3 separate regions of the Homo sapiens genome follow, and all the other regions are linked to region 1. Evidence: chromatin contacts called from ENCODE Hi-C data. All regions are on one chromosome and are shown on one strand. Each heading gives the region's core, a stretch centred on a gene start or an enhancer-like site at or near the end of the contact. The rest is flanking DNA. Distances are from core to core; before and after follow the strand shown.

What was found. A loop is a pair of places that touch in the nucleus more often than their neighbours do. Pooled maps may share reads with other maps.
Region 2: a pooled map shows a loop between it and region 1 (7-fold over the local background). The contact joins the promoter of FLNA here to the enhancer-like site in region 1. A Hi-C loop is called at or near these places in 1 of 168 maps with a recorded cell type or tissue (PC-9), 2 of 37 single-sample maps with no recorded cell type and 11 of 50 pooled maps.
Region 3: a loop to region 1 is called in a map of naive thymus-derived CD4-positive, alpha-beta T cell, with 10 times the contacts of the local background. The contact joins the promoter of HCFC1 here to the enhancer-like site in region 1. A Hi-C loop is called at or near these places in 3 of 168 maps with a recorded cell type or tissue (B cell, GM12878 and naive thymus-derived CD4-positive, alpha-beta T cell) and 7 of 50 pooled maps.

What each region holds. Positions count from the first base shown.
Region 1 is chrX:152,955,439-152,960,282 of GRCh38, forward strand. ZNF185 (zinc finger protein 185 with LIM domain) reads left to right here. Exons shown (of 25, transcript NM_001395254.1): 19 at 4,261-4,458. Among named protein-coding and RNA genes, the nearest start is that of PNMA5, 36 kb to the right of the region's middle. RefSeq lists enhancers at 3,721-3,770, 3,781-3,910. Within about 2 kb of position 2,838, at least 19 of the 41 ENCODE cell types and tissues checked have a DNase peak (open chromatin) inside an H3K27ac peak, as active enhancers do; they include B cell, where a contact is called at or near this core.
Region 2 is chrX:154,372,397-154,377,240 of GRCh38, forward strand. FLNA (filamin A) reads right to left here and starts at 2,238. Exons shown (of 48, transcript NM_001110556.2): 1 at 2,110-2,238. RefSeq lists silencers at 513-572, 2,115-2,174, 2,185-2,324 and an enhancer at 976-1,025.
Region 3 is chrX:153,969,547-153,974,390 of GRCh38, forward strand. It overlaps HCFC1 (host cell factor C1), which reads right to left and starts at 2,272. Exons shown (of 26, transcript NM_005334.3): 1 at 1,102-2,272. The coding sequence starts at 1,294. It overlaps TMEM187 (transmembrane protein 187), which reads left to right and starts at 3,208. Exons shown (of 2, transcript NM_003492.3): 1 at 3,208-3,314. It overlaps HCFC1-AS1 (HCFC1 antisense RNA 1), which reads left to right. Exons shown (of 3, transcript NR_046608.3): 3 at 239-545. RefSeq lists enhancers at 643-882, 872-1,721, 1,363-2,122 and silencers at 2,353-2,592, 2,823-3,272, 3,383-3,492.

The DNA of each region.
Region 1 (4,844 bases), core at 1,588-4,087:
TTACAGGACAAAAACAAAACCTGGTCTGTTTTAATAACTATTTGTTTCCTTAAAGTCTTAGTTTGATTATGTTACATTTAGCATGAGCAACTCCATTTTGTTTGGTTTGGTCTGTTGGGTCCTAGTGCATGAGCTCAGTACACAACAATGGCTTGCCAGAATTTTGTTTAAAAAATTCCCCTTGGCTGGGCGTGGTGGCTCATGCCTGTAATCCCAGCACTTAGGGAGGCTGAGGCGGGCAGATCACGAGCTCAGGAGATCGAGACCATCATGGCCAACATGGTGAAACCCTGTCTCTACTAAAAATACAAAAATTAGCCGGGCGCGGTGGCATGCGCCTGTAATCCCAGCTACTCGGGAGGCTGAGGCAAGAGAATCACTTGAACCTGGCAGTCAGAGGTTGCAGTGAGCCAAGATCACGCCACTGCACTCCAGCCTGGTGACAGAGCGAGACTCCACCTAAAAAAAAAAAAAAAAAATATTTCCCCTTATTGGCCAGGTTCTCACTTAGGTGAGAGTGTGACCAAAACTTAGGGCCTTAGCACCACTTTTAGTTACCTAGTTACCATCATTTTAGGTTTCCAGTCTCAGCATGTCATTCATAGGTTATGATGTCCTCATAATCATACATTTCAATCAGTTTTGTTATTCCAGTTGAAGAGAGACCATTTGACATTTCAGAGATGGCTGCATGCAAACATTTGAAACCTTTGAGAGAATACAGTGCACTGGGGAGACTACTATGACTACCAGTAGGATAATACCCAGAGTTTGAAGTATGCTGTTTACCTGAGGTCCCCATAAAACAAACTGCCTAAATTAAATAAAATAAAGAATGAGCTAGACGAAGAGTCTACTCACTTCACTAAGTGATCTTTTCATTAATCCTGTATGACTGAATTTTTATAATCTGCACTTGATATACATATTAGAATTTTAGAAACCCCATATAATTTTGGAATATATATTAATATAATTCACTAAAAATATACCCTGAAGATTAAACATTATTTTTATTGGCCAAGCGCGGTGGCTTACACCTGTAATCCCAGCACTCTCGGAGGCCGAGGCAGGCGGATAACCTGAGGTCAGGAGTTCAAGAGCAGCCTGGCCAACATGGTGAAACCCTGTCTCCACTAAAAATAGAAAAATTAGCCAGGCATGGTGGCATGCACCTGTAATCCCAGCTACTCGGGAGGCTAAGACTGGAGAATCGCCTGAACCCAGGAGGTGGAGGTTGCAGTGAGCAGAGATCATGCCATTGCACTCCAGCCTGGGCAACGAGGGCAAAACTCAGTCTCAAAACAAAACAAAACAGTATTTTTATTTTGACAATGCCTCCCATGATTTTTATACCAAATAAGCCAAATGTCACTGTTGCATTAGTGCATTATCGATGTCAAACCCAATTCTTAAATAAAACCTTATAGACAAATGTATTCAATCTTAATCAGTTTGAACATAAGGTAAGAATTTTATAAACCTTTTATAACCCTTTACAATTTTTGTTGAAGAGCAGATTAGTGCTCTAAGAAAACCTGTTGTGCTTTTATGTCCATGTTCAATTTATGGAAAAACCTAATAATACCCTTTTAAATTTAGTATTATCATACATAAAATTTTTTACAAGGTTAATTTTTTTTTTTTTTTTGAGACGGAGTCTTGTTCTGTCGCCTAGGCTGACAGTGGCATGATCTCGGCTCACTGCAACCTCTGTCTCCCCAGTTCAAGCAGTTCTCCTGCCTCAGCCTCTGGAGCAGCTGGGACTACAGGCGTGTGCCACCATGTCTGGCTATTTTTTTTTTTTTGTATGTTAGTAGAGAGGGGGTTTCATCATGTTGGCCAGGCTGGTCTCGAACTCCCAGGTGCTCAAAGGAAAATTTAAGACAGTCCATGGAGGAGAAAGGTATAGACAAGGTCATGCAGATATTAAACCAGAAAGGACTTATTTCCTAAGCCAGGAATCGAACCCAGACTGCCACTGTGAAAGGGCAAAACCTTAACTACTGAGCCCAGAAGGAGTCTAGAGTAGTTAATTTTGAGCTTGCAAAGGCTTTTAACTAGTCAAGATAATTTTTAGAACTAACTATGATATGAACCCTAAAATTCCTGTTCCCTGGAAGGTAGAGACAAGGAGAAAGTACTGCCACATGGTTACAAGGTCAAGCTCCCAAGGACATAAAACAGGATGGCGACCTTGTCCAGTTTTTTGTTGGTTTCAGGGACCTGCAGCAAAGTTTGTCACTGACCAGCTTGCTGGGCCATCTTGAGCAGCAAGCTTATGGGGGCCCAAGCCCATGTTTTATCCTAAGGTACCCCTCGACACAGAAAAACGACTTTATAGCACAAAATATACCAGATTGACTACAGCTTAAGACTAGACAGCCTCAGAATTCCTTTTTGCATTAATTAAAATTTTACAGAGGAGATAAACAGTGATTTTACAATCAGTTTGCACAGAGAGAGAGAAGCCTGAAATCTGACTGGGAAGAGATATTTACCCTTTTGCTGGCATGCCAGGCTTCTGGGCTCCCTTTCCCTGAGTGGCCCTGGTGATCTGGCTCTCTGCACCATTGCCCCGGGAGCCAAGCCACAACACAAAAGAATTTTTTTTTAAAATGCACTTCAGTGTGTTGTTGTTCATTTGGAATGTTCCACTGTAAGTTATCTTTCGTAAGATGTCACCATTTCTGTAAGAATTTGCTGCCTCCCGGGCGTAATGTGTAACCCAGAAGGAACTCAGTTTTCCAGAAGCAATTAATAGGTTCCATGGAATGTTGATGGTAAGAAAGGAAGGAAAAGGTGACAAGAGTGAGCGTAGACAGCTCTTTCTAAGGAGTTTGGCTGCTGGAAGGGGAAGAGAAGCAGCTGGGGTTAGGTGGGAGGAACTAAGTTTAGAGACGCTAAAAGTGTATGTAGCAGGAGTCACCTGATCAGGTTGAACTGCAGCAGGAACAAGGAAGTTCCATTTTGACTACTATTAGTTGCAAATTGGACCCTTATGTCAACTTTTTCATCTGTAAAAAAAAAGGGATGGCCAGGCACGGTGGCTCACGCCTGTAATCCCAGCAGTTTGAGAGGCCGAGGCGGGCGGATTGCCTGAGTTCAGGAGTTCACAACCAGCCTGGCCAACAAGGTGAAGCCCCGTCTCTACTAAAATACAAAGAATTAGCCACGCGTGGCAGCGGGCGCCTGTAGTCCCAGAATCTCTGGAACCCGGGAGGCGGAGGTTGCAGTGAGTCGAGATCACACCACTGCACTCCAGCCTGGGCGACAGACCGAAACTCCGTCTCAAAAAAAAAAAAAGGGGGGCAGGGGATGAAAATGCTATTGCTTTCCAGGAATAGCTATGACTACTTCCAATAAAGAAGACAAGAAGGTTCCACATGTGAAAACTACGCGGTCACAACGATAAGTGGGCGGGTGCACGCACGCGCGCTGAGATCGTGCGTGCACAGGCCGGGGTGCGGCCGGCGTGAGTACGCCTGCGCGTGCCGCCATTTCCTGCAGCCGCAGACTCTGCCTGCGGTGCTCGCCGGGAAATGAGACGATCAACAAAGAAAATGGTTGTTTTGGGCGAGATCGACCGTGGAGAGGCTTTTTCTGCAGCAGTCCCGGTTCCTGCCGCCAGATGGCGCTCGAGGATCACAAATGGGTCTAGGGTTCTCATAATGGCCCCGCCTAAGAAATTTTGGATTCTCCTGGCCCTTCCCCCCTTTGTGGGGTCAACAGCGGATTTGGGAATCTGGTGACCAACACGTGCGCACTCCCCTACCCTTGCCCCTACCGAGCCCTCCAGGGTAGCTTGGGGGAGAAGCTCCTCCCTAGACTGCCGGGTATTTGATGAGCCTGGCCAGCGCACAGGTCTTGAGCACCATGGTCAGGGAAGAAGGCTGAATGGCTTAGGTCTTCCTAGAGAGGCCGGAGGCGGGAAAGAACTGGAGAAAGGAGAGATGGCAGTGGGAGGATGGGGACAAGAATACCAGTGTGTTTCCAGCCAGAAGACGATGTCTTTTAACACCTCATTGAAGTCGTCAGGTGACTTTGCCCTTGTCAGAAAGGAGCAGCACTGCGGGGGTCCTACTGAGGAGGAGACTGACTGCTCCTTGGGGTGGGGATTGTGCCTCCTTCCTGTCTGCCCCACTCTTGGGGAGATGAGTCCCTCCAAGTCCACGAGACATGACAGCCAGCCTACCTGCCATGGGAGAACAAAGTCTAGTCTCAGGGCACTCACTTCATAAGGGTCTTATTCTTCCTCAGCGTGTTGACTGATTTTGAGGGGAAGGATGTGGCCACCAAGGTCGGAGAGGCCTGGCAGGACAGGCCTGGAGCCCCAAGAGGTGGCCAAGGAGACCCAGCTGTACCCACTCAGCAACCTGCAGATCCCAGTACCCCAGAACAGCAGAACAGCCCCAGCGGATCTGAGCAATTCGTCAGACGAGAGAGCTGCACCAGCAGGTACGAGCCAAACTGCACTGGGACCTTACCTGCTAGAGCCAGTGTTTTTGTCCAGGGCAGCAACCCAGGACAAACCCCCACACACTAGGCATGCCTGTTTATCCTCTGCAGGTGAGTGTGGTTAGGAGCCAGAGGGAAGGAGAGAAACCAGCATCTCAGGGGTAGATATTCATGGGTTTCAGCTTGGAGCCATAGCATCAAATCTGTTAGACTAAGTCTGGCACAGAAAGGATGCACAGAGAACCAGGTTGTCTGGCAGCCAGTTCGAACCTGGAAACCTGGGTCAGGGGAGGGATATAGGTTGCTTTTTCTGTTAATGGAGATGGAAACTCTCTGAGCAAGGTGTGCCATGGTGTGGATGTGATTCACTGCCAGAAATAACAACT
Region 2 (4,844 bases), core at 988-3,487, 1.4 Mb after region 1:
ACTTGTCAGGCTCTGAGCACCTGGGTCTGGGTGGGCTTCAGGTGTGGTGGCAGGTGCAGAGGAGGCCTGAGGACAGGGATCAGGGGCCTGGGGGGTTGTGTCCCCAGAGCTGTGGGGGCTCTTCACTCAAAATTTTCTGGTAGATAACTCTGGAGATGGTGCAGTGGCTGCTGTGCCGAGATGTAGACTGGGACCAGGGGACGGCTGGGGACGCTCACTGCTACTATCTTCAGTCAGAAGCCAGCCTGCCTATGGCTTCCTCCCCATTGTGCACTCCCCTCCCTCTCAGTCCTCGGTACCTCCCCTCTCCAGAATGTTTCCTCCTCTGAGTGTTTTTTTTTTTTTTCTAGGAAGGCAGGTATCTGTCCCTCCTGTTCAATTCTAGTAATAATTAATTTATCTGCTAAAGACCAGTGAGAGATGGAGGCCCTGGGTTGGCCAGCACGTCATGCCCAAATATGGTTGACTCTCCTGTAGCCCTGGGTGTCTACATGACACGTGGTGGGGCTGTGATCCGCCCAGCACATTCACTTCGGGGCAGCCTGTGGCCCCACTGGTTTTTCCCACTAGTAGTGGTGTTAGGGGGTGCAAATGGCATTTTCCAGTACTGAGGCCAACCCCTGTATATTGTCCCCTCTCCTGACCACTTTGAGACACACCTGCACCAAGTGCGCCTGGGCGTCTGGGAGCTGGGGTGGAGGTGGGAGGGAGGGCTGGGAAGGGGGAACCCATACAGACCCCTCCCTGCACGGGCCCCATTCAAGACGGGCTTGAAGTTGTCCTTCTGGTCCCCCTGCCCCACTGGAAAGCAAGTTCCCAGGCACGGAATTCCATCAATAATTGACTCTCTCTCCACTAAGGGCCATTGAGCTGGGTTGTCTGGGTTCATTCCTTAATCTTCAGAGCTCAGGGAAACTGAGTCAGAGTGACCAGTGGTCAATTCCAGCAGAAAGAGTGTCAGGAGGTGGGTGCCGTGTCTTCCAGCCCTAGCTTTTCCCTATTTAGAGGAAACAAGGAATGGGCGTGTAGAGGGTTCTTGTCCCTAGAACATAGTATCAACCGCCAGATGTCGCCCGATCCCAAAGCCACCAGATCGGGCAGTCCTGGGAAGCCAAAATCCAGCTCTTTCATATTTTCCCTTATTTGGAGTAGATTCTTGGATGTTAGGCACACCCCGCCCACCACACCACCCCTGGCCCTCAGACCCCAGGCCAGACCCTCCCACTGGGAGGTATAGCCCAAGCCCAGGAGCTGTTCAGCTGGGATCCCTAAGGAGCTGTTTCCAGGCCTGCGTAGCCAGGGGGCGCAGGAGGGAAGGAAGCCGCAGACTGGCAAGGTGAGAAGAGACCTGTGCTGGCAAGTCCAGGTGCGGCAGGTGAGGTCGCCCATTCCCAAGCTCCCACCTTGACGGTGCACTCGGAGCACTTACAAATGGGTCTGCCAGTGGATTTTAACCTATTTTGCCTGGCCCCAGGTGGCACGGGAATCTGGGGACATTGTTGGTTATATCCTGGCTGGCAGTGCGCATCCAACTCAGAGCCAACCTGGCATAGGGCCCAGGGCCCAACCAAGGAACCTGGCCTGGTCTCATCCTCACCATGGCCCCCATGGAGTAGAGCAGCCCCAGAACCAGCTCCCCTGTGCCCAAAGCAGCTGGTGCCCTGTGGACTCGAGCCAGCAAGGGACACGCTGTCCCCCTCCCAGTGGGCACACTGGCTGAGAAGTGTCCTTCCAGGTGGCCACTCGCCCTGAGTCCACACAAGTTCCTGGTGTCAGGGCCCTTCTCTCTCAGGCATGCAGTGGTCCGTTCATGGGCAAGTGCCCAGACACCCTCTCTCTCTCGGGGACCCCCCATGGCCTCAGGCTCCCACATTCGTGGGCACAGACATGGCTCGTGGGTCAACTAGGGAAGCTATTCTCTGGACACTCACTCCCAGATGCCAGGGGAGCCTCCATCGGCTCACGCATCCCAGCTGAACCTGGCCCGGACCTGGGCGCGAGCTGGCGCCTGCGTTTTCCGGCCTCTCTGCCCGCCTTCTCCAACCCCGCCCCCGGCCGACGAGGAGCGCGGCGACCCTACGGCGCGAAGCCGGGCCGCGGAGACCTCACCTGCTGTTCCTGAGAGCGACCGGTGACCGATGACCGCGGGGTGGCGCCCGGATCGCCTTCGCGCCCGCGCCCGCGCCAGGCGCCTCGGGGATTCTGTCGGCGTCCGCTGCGCGCGACGCGCCTCCACGCGAATGGGCCGCCGCCGCCCGCCTTCTTGTTGGCCGCACCCCCGCCCCGCGCCCGCCCCGCGCCCGGCCCGGCCCGGCGAGAAAGCCTTAATTGGTAAAATTGCCCAGGAGCCCGGGACGGGTGCGTGGGGGGCGGGGGTGCGGGGGCACGCCGTGAGCTCCAGCGACCCGCCGCCGGGCGACGCCGCCCCCCGAGATGAGCTCACCGCCGGCGAGGGCCGCCAGGCCCTGGGGGAGGGAGGGCTTCGTGGGGGAGTCGCCTCCAGCGCCCACAGGGACTGCAGGGCTCGTGTCTAGGCCCAATCACAAGGATCCTGCGTGTCTGAGTCTGGGGGAGCCAAGCGCACCCCAGGTGGAAAGGCCGAGGCCCAAGGCCACCTTCTCCAAGGAGCCACCCACAGTCACAGCCCCTGGTGTCTGTCCCAAGCCGGGATTGTTTCCTGGGGTGGGGGCAACAGGTCGTTGCAGGTGTTGGCTGGGCGCCTACGTCAGGCAGGGCCCCGGGACGGGACTGCAGGGCTCCGAGCCCTGGGATGAACCTGACTGCCATGGATCAGGCGCTGCCAGGTCTGGCCTGGGGTGGGCAGCAGAAACAGGATCGCTCAGGGGGACGAGAAAGTTAAGTTTGTTTAGTATTAAGAAGATTCTGATCTTAAAGAAAACATTGGCCGGGCATGGTGGCTCATGCCTATAATCCTAGCACTGTGGGAAGCTGAGGCAGGTGGATTAATTGAGCCCGGGAGTTTGAGACCAACCTGGGCAACACAGCAAGACACTATCTCTACCAAAAATATAAAAATTAGCTGGGCGTGGTGACGTGCACCGGTAGTCTCAGCTGCTCAGGAGACAGATGGGAGGATCGTTTAAGCCCGGGAGTTTGAGGCTGCAGTGAGCTATAATTTCACCACTACACTCCAGCCTGGGTCACACAGTGAAACCCTGTCACTAAACATAAAAAAAAAGGCCAGGTGCGGTGGTTCATGCCTGTAATCCCAGCACTTTGGGAGGCCGAAGTGGGTGGATCACGAGGTCAGGAGTTCAAGAACAGCCTGGCCAAGATGGTGAAACCCCGTCTCTACTAAAAATATAAAAACTAGCCGGGCGCAGTGGCAGGCGCCTGTAATCCCAGCTACTCGGGAGGCTGAGGCGGGAAAATCGCGTGAACCCGGGCGGCAGAGGTTGCAGTGAGCCGAGATCACGTCACTGCACTCCAACCTGGGTGATAGAGACTCCGTCTCAAAAAAAAAAAAAAAAAAAAAAAAAAAGGCCGGGCGTGGTGGATCCCAGCACTTTGGGAGGCTGAGGCAGGTGGATCACGAGGTCAGGAGTTTGAGACCAGCCTGGTCAACACAGTGAAACCCGGTCTCTACTAAAAATACAAAAATTAGCTGGGCGTGGTGGCAGGCGCCTGTAATCCCAGCTACTCGGGAGGCTGAGACAGGAGAATCGCGTGAACCTGGGAGGCGGAGGTTGCAGTGAGCTGAGATTGCGCCACTGCACTCCAGCCTGGGTGATAGAGCTAGACTGTGTCTTGGAAAAAAATAATAAATATAAAAATAAAAATACAAATAAAAAAATAACGTTAACAGCTCAGTGAACAATCATCTACTTGTCATAGACACTGAGGAATGTTTCCATGTTGATATTTTTTCCTCGTAACTCAATCATGTTGGGATTGTAAGTTATACAGCATATACTGCTTGCAAGCCATTCCATCCTTAAGGAGCAACTCAGTTTTCTTATTCTTGACTTAGAATTGGTTGCATCCCGATGTCTCCTCTGCCTGCACTTCCCAGGAAGAACCCCCTGAGGCCCTCAGATTTTCCTGCACACGCCCTTCCCAGACCCTCTGATGACTGCAAATCCCACCCTACCCTTGACGGGAAACTCTCTGAGGCTGTCCAGGTCATCACCCCCAGGGACCAGGTACTGGTGGGGGAATGTTCCATGAATTAATTGCTGTACTCAGGGCTCTTGGACAAGTCTCCCCTGATCGCAGGGTCCTGACTCTCCCTGTATAAGATGGAGGCTCTGCTGCTCAGGAGCCTGCCTGGCTTCCAGTGGTCTGGAGTGGAGCTGCACTGCAATGGGGCTGGACTTAGGCTCCAGGTACCCACAGGGTGGGTGCAGGGGGACCATCACAGTTCAGCTTCCTGGTGCCATCTGTGGTGGGACCTGATTGTGGGGCAAAGGGGTGGGACATAAAAGGCAGAGTGTCGAGGCAGGTACAGAACGGGTGGGGGGTGCTCCTTAGGGAGAAGGCAAATCTAGAATTCCTTGACCTCATAAGGAAACAGCTTGGATCCGTATGGGGAGGGGTGGCATGGGGGAGGATGGAGCAGCACTTAGTACACAGAGGCCTCTGGGAGAGGGGCCAGGATTGCAGAAGGCTTGCAGAGGTGCTGGGGAATCTGATTTTGTCAAAACTAAAAAATCCACAAGGCAGCCTCTGAGCAGCCCAGAGTCCAAACTGCCATCTGTCCCCTCAGCTCTGAAAGATGAGGTGCAAACCCCTGCCCTACCCAAGGCTCTCCTGCTGCACACTGCCAGGCACTGTCTTCATGGACCCACACTTCCTTCCATATTGCTGGGGACACAGTGGGGCCT
Region 3 (4,844 bases), core at 1,022-3,521, 1.0 Mb after region 1:
AGTAGGCAACTTGGGAACTGACCCTTGTGCTAGGGGCACAAAACGGGCCAAGTAGCCACCAAGAAAAAGGATGCCACAAAGCTGTCGTGGACAGCAGCAGGCTTTCTGCCCTAGAGACTAAGCAAGGCTACTAGGCAGAGGCAACAACAAACGGCCCCCACGAAGGCCGTGGTGCATCAGCCATACCTGAAGAGAGAGGTTCCTCCCCTTCCCAACTAACGGGCTTTGGGTTTTGCAGGGAGGCAGAAGAGCGGGTGGGGTAACCCCCTGGATCCGCAGAAGCGGGGAGACACACGACTACGCAGGCCGCTGAGGGGTAACTGGAATTCAGCTTGTAAACCAGAAGGCACCAGATTAGGAGAAGGGGCGACTTGGAAAGAAATGCTGCAGAAGTAAACGTGGAAAGGGAGAGGCGGCCCTGCCGCCGGCCCGTCCTAGGGGTCCCCAAGGCTCCGGCATTACCCGGGTCGGCGGATGTTAAACTCTGCGTCCTAAGAGCGCTTCCCTTCCCTCCCTTTTTCGAGAGACAGAGAACGAATCTGTAATCTAGAAATGGTCATTTCTCCAGAATGGGCACTCGAGATGAGGGAGAGCTGAGCAGGCGCAGGAGAAGGGAGGGAGGGAGGGAGGGGAGCTCTGCCTGCGCCAAGGGGACACATCCGCCCGCCCCAGCCCCAGCCCCAGCCCGCTGGGTAACGGTGTGGGTCTGAAGTCACCACCGCTGGCGACAGCCCCTCTCCCTCACCAGTCGGACTAGGGGCTTTCTTTTAACTAACGAAAACCAATCCTCAAACACGGGAGAGACAAGGGAACGGGGAGAAGATCAGAGAAAAGCACTGAAGCCCGGCACAGCAAAGGGGAGGGGCAAGCCGATCAGTGGGGAGGGAGGGGGAGGAGGGGAGAAGGGGGAGGGGGACGGGGAGAGGGGAGAAGGACGGGTAAGGGAGGAGGGGAGAGAGAGAGGGAAGGGTAGAGGGTGAGGGAGGAGATGGAGGGAGGGAGGAGAGGGAGGGAGCAGATGGAGGGAGGGAGGAAAGAGGAGGGAGAGGGAGGAGATGGAGGGAGGGAAAGAGCCGAAGACCCAGCGGGCTTTGCACTCACCCGTGTTGTACACGTGCAGTTCGTCCACTATTCCCTCGTTGCCGCCGCCAAACACCACGATGAGCTCCTTGATGGCCACGGCGCGGTGGCCGTGGCGGGGCCGTGGCACCGGACCCGACCAGCCCACCACTCGCTTCCAGCGGGGCTGCAGAAGCACCGCTGGCAAGTTGGCGGGCGACACGGCCGAAGCCATAGTTCCGGGAAAGGGTGCGGTGGGGAGAAGTCAACAAGCGGGAAGGGAGCCCCTCAATTCCTTTCACACACCCCCTTTCGTCTAAGGCAGCTCTCACGGAGAAGCGGTTTCTCACACAGCGGTAGACGACTCCATGGAGGCCGCCATCTTAACTGCCCTCCTTCCCTTTGGCTCTTCCCTTTCTTCTCGCTCACCCCGTCTCCGCAAGAGCCGCCCGAAACTGTCGAGCGCCTAGGCTCAAGAAGCTGGAGGCCGCTGAGTCCCGTCGCCCCGACTACTTGTCCGGGCGCTCCCGCTTACAAGCTCGGGCGGGAGGCCCTGGGAGCCGCCATCTTGAGCCGCCTCTCTCTCCTCCCTTCCTCAGTCGTAGCCCTCCCCCGCCGGAAATGGCGGAGCCCCGGCCCGGTTCCCACACCCCCAAGTCCCCAGCACTGGCCGGCTTCCGGGGCGGGTGGAAAGGAGCCACAAGCGCCGCGGTCGTCGCAGCCCCGCCGGCGCTCAGACCACAATTGTGGGAGCCGCCATCTTGAGACCGTCCCGCTTCCCCGCCCAGCGCCTTAGTGCAGCCGCCGCTCCCGAAACAGCCTCGACACACCTAACGAATGGAGGCGGGCCGGAGGCCGGTGGAACCAGCTCGAGCTCTCGAGGGCCGTTTGGGGGCTCGCGCCGTACGGCTTGTGAAGTCTCGCGCCTCTCCCCTTAGTCCGCCTCTGCTGCTCAGGCTGCGCCTGCCGCCGTGGGAGCCGCCATCTTGAGACTAGCTCCCCGTTCCCCCCTATTCTCTTCCTCCTAGGTCAGTTCTTCCACTGCACACCAAACTCAAGGCGGTGTCCGATCCTCACTTCCCGCCTTATGACTCCTTCCCACAGGAGCCGCTTCAAAGAGCTAGAGTTAGGCCCCGAAGCGGCAACTGTACGGCAGAAGAAGCGGTAACGGCAGGGCGCTCATGCCTCCTCCCTGGGAGCCGCCATCTTGTGTGAAGAAGTAACAACTAAACATGGCGGCAGCGGCGCCGGCGGTCGGGCGAGGAGGCGGAGCCGGGTGACGTCACCGCTTCCCCCCACTCGCCCTCGCACCGCTTCGCCCCTGGGCCCAAGCCTCTTAAAGGACCCCTGCGCTGCCTCGCGGCGGGGGTGGGGGTCGGCGCTGCCGCGCGCTGGGCTAAAGCTCGAGTCGCGCTCAGATCAGGTGCAGGCGCAGGCGCGCCCCGCCCCACGGCCCCCCCACCGGGCGAGCCTCCACGCCTCCGCCCTGGGAGCCGCCATCTTGCCACTTCCCCTCGCCCGGCCGTCCGCGGGCGTCAATAGCGACTTTCAGCACAAAACAAAGATGGCGGCGGCGGCATCTCGGAAATGCCCGGATGAGACTGCTAACCCCTCCGACGCGCTCGGCCCCGCCCCCTTGGGAACGGTCTCTCGGGTTGATAAGGGACGCACGCCCGAAGAACTGCCTTTAACCAGCACTGGGGACAGCGGCACGCAGGTGGCCGGGGTTGGCGAACAGCCACTGCAGCCGCGCCTGCGGCCGGGAAGCGAGCATTTTCGCGCCCTGCACACCCAGCAGCCGCAGGAGGCGGCCCGAGGCGCGCCGCGGGGGAGCCGGGGGCGGGGCGACAGTGGGAGGCGACGCAGCCGAGCGCCGGCGCCCGGGGGTGGAGCCTCCGCCCGCTCCCAGGCTCCCAGGCTGCGGGGCCCGCCCTCGGGCGCCACCGCCTCCGCCCGCGCCGCAGCAAAATGAGCCGGGCCGCGCGCCCCAGACCGCCGCGCGCTCGGCCGCCCCCACTGCCGAGAGGCCCGCAGTCGGGCCGGTGGCGCACGAGCCGGGCGGGCGACCGCGGGAGGCGTCCGCGTCATCTCGCGTCACCTCGCCCCGCCCGCTTCCCAGGCTTCGAGTCCCGCCCTGCGCGCAGGCGCACCGGCGCTGCTCGGATCCTCCCTTTTCGGAGATTTGAATTTCCCCCAGCGAGGCGAGTGAGGCGAAATACCCGTATGGTGATAGCTGGCCTTTTCGCGCCAATACTGTAAGTGCTCACCGCAGCCCTGGGAGGTGGGTCCCGGCCTCGCCCCCACGTTTCGCCTCCTCTAGGAGGCCGCCCGGGCGCGGCGGCGGCGGCGGCGGCGGCGGCATCCGCCCTGCCACGCGCAGGCCGCAGCGCGGGGACCCAAGCTGCTGCCCGGGAGCGGCAGTCGCCAGTAGAAATGGACAGACCGGTCCTGTCAGAGCCTGTGGCTTTTGTTGTAAACGTCTAGAAGTTCAGTTAAATTACAAGATCTACCAGATCTACCGGCGGGCAGAATTATTACTTTGAAGTTACTGAAGTTATGCGTCCTGCTGGAAGACCTTGTAATTTAATGCGTTAGTAAAGAAGCACACGTCACCCTCTCACACATTTTCAACAATATTTTTAAAGTCGCCTCTCAACATATTACATGTATTTTGTAATCGTCTGTGTTTTAGTTCATGCAGTTGGAAGTATCCATTTGAGAAGGGACAAAGAGAAGAATTCTTGCCTGTCTGTGCCACCACCTGCTCTTTGTGACCTTGGCTAGTTACCTCACATATGTCCCCAAGTCCCCCACCCATGGTAAATAAGAAAACTAAGGCCTGATGCGTTGGCTCATGCCTGTAATCCCAACACTTTGGAAGGCTGAGGTGGGAGGATTGCTTGAGCCTAGCCGGGGCAACATAGCGAGACCCGGAGGCATGGTGGCACACGCCTGTGGTCCCAGGTACTTGGAACGCTGAGGTGGGAGGATGGCTTGAGCCAGGGAGTTCAGGGCTGCAGTGAGCTGAGATCGCGCCACTGCTCCAGCCTGGGCGACAGAGCAAGACCCTGTCTCAAAAACACACACACACACACACACACACACAAAAGCAGCTGCTGGTTTCCAAGGGCCTTGCCTGGAATCAGTCCAGAAGCTAAATTAATGTTAATTGATATTCCTTTATCCACAGAAAGACAGCAAGAAAGGTCATGCGGAGCGGGGGACATAACTAACCATAAATGCTAAAGGCCTGGAGGTGACAGTGCCTGCTGTTTAAACGCGTGCGGGAGAGTCTGGGGCCTTTAGCCAGGAGATTGTCAGGCTTCCCAGGGCTTCCCTGAAAGACCCCAGACCCAGGGGCCAGTGCTGTTGAGGTGTTGGCTTTCCCATGCCAGGCGCTGGGGGAAGCTGTGACGAGATTTGAGTGTCACATAATAAGGATCATGGCAATTCAAAGGTACAGGGAAGCTAGGCTATAAGGTAACCAGCTCGGTTTTCCTGGGGGTCTTGGACAGGTGCTTTGATTACATGGTCACTGTCAGCCCGTACCCCCGGTCAGATAGACTGAACCCCTGCAGCCGGAAAGAGGAGTTGCTTTCCATGCCCTTCCTGGAGTTCTTCCTCGATCAAGTTGACAGTGTTTGACTCTTGTTCCAGCTCTCCGCCCTGCTTGCTGGCAGGCAGGAGGGTCAGACTAGCATGGGTGCCATGGGGCCCTAGGTGGGTGCAGGGAAGGACCTGTAGACGCCATGCGGGGCCTCAGCTGGTGTCTCAGCTGGAGTCAG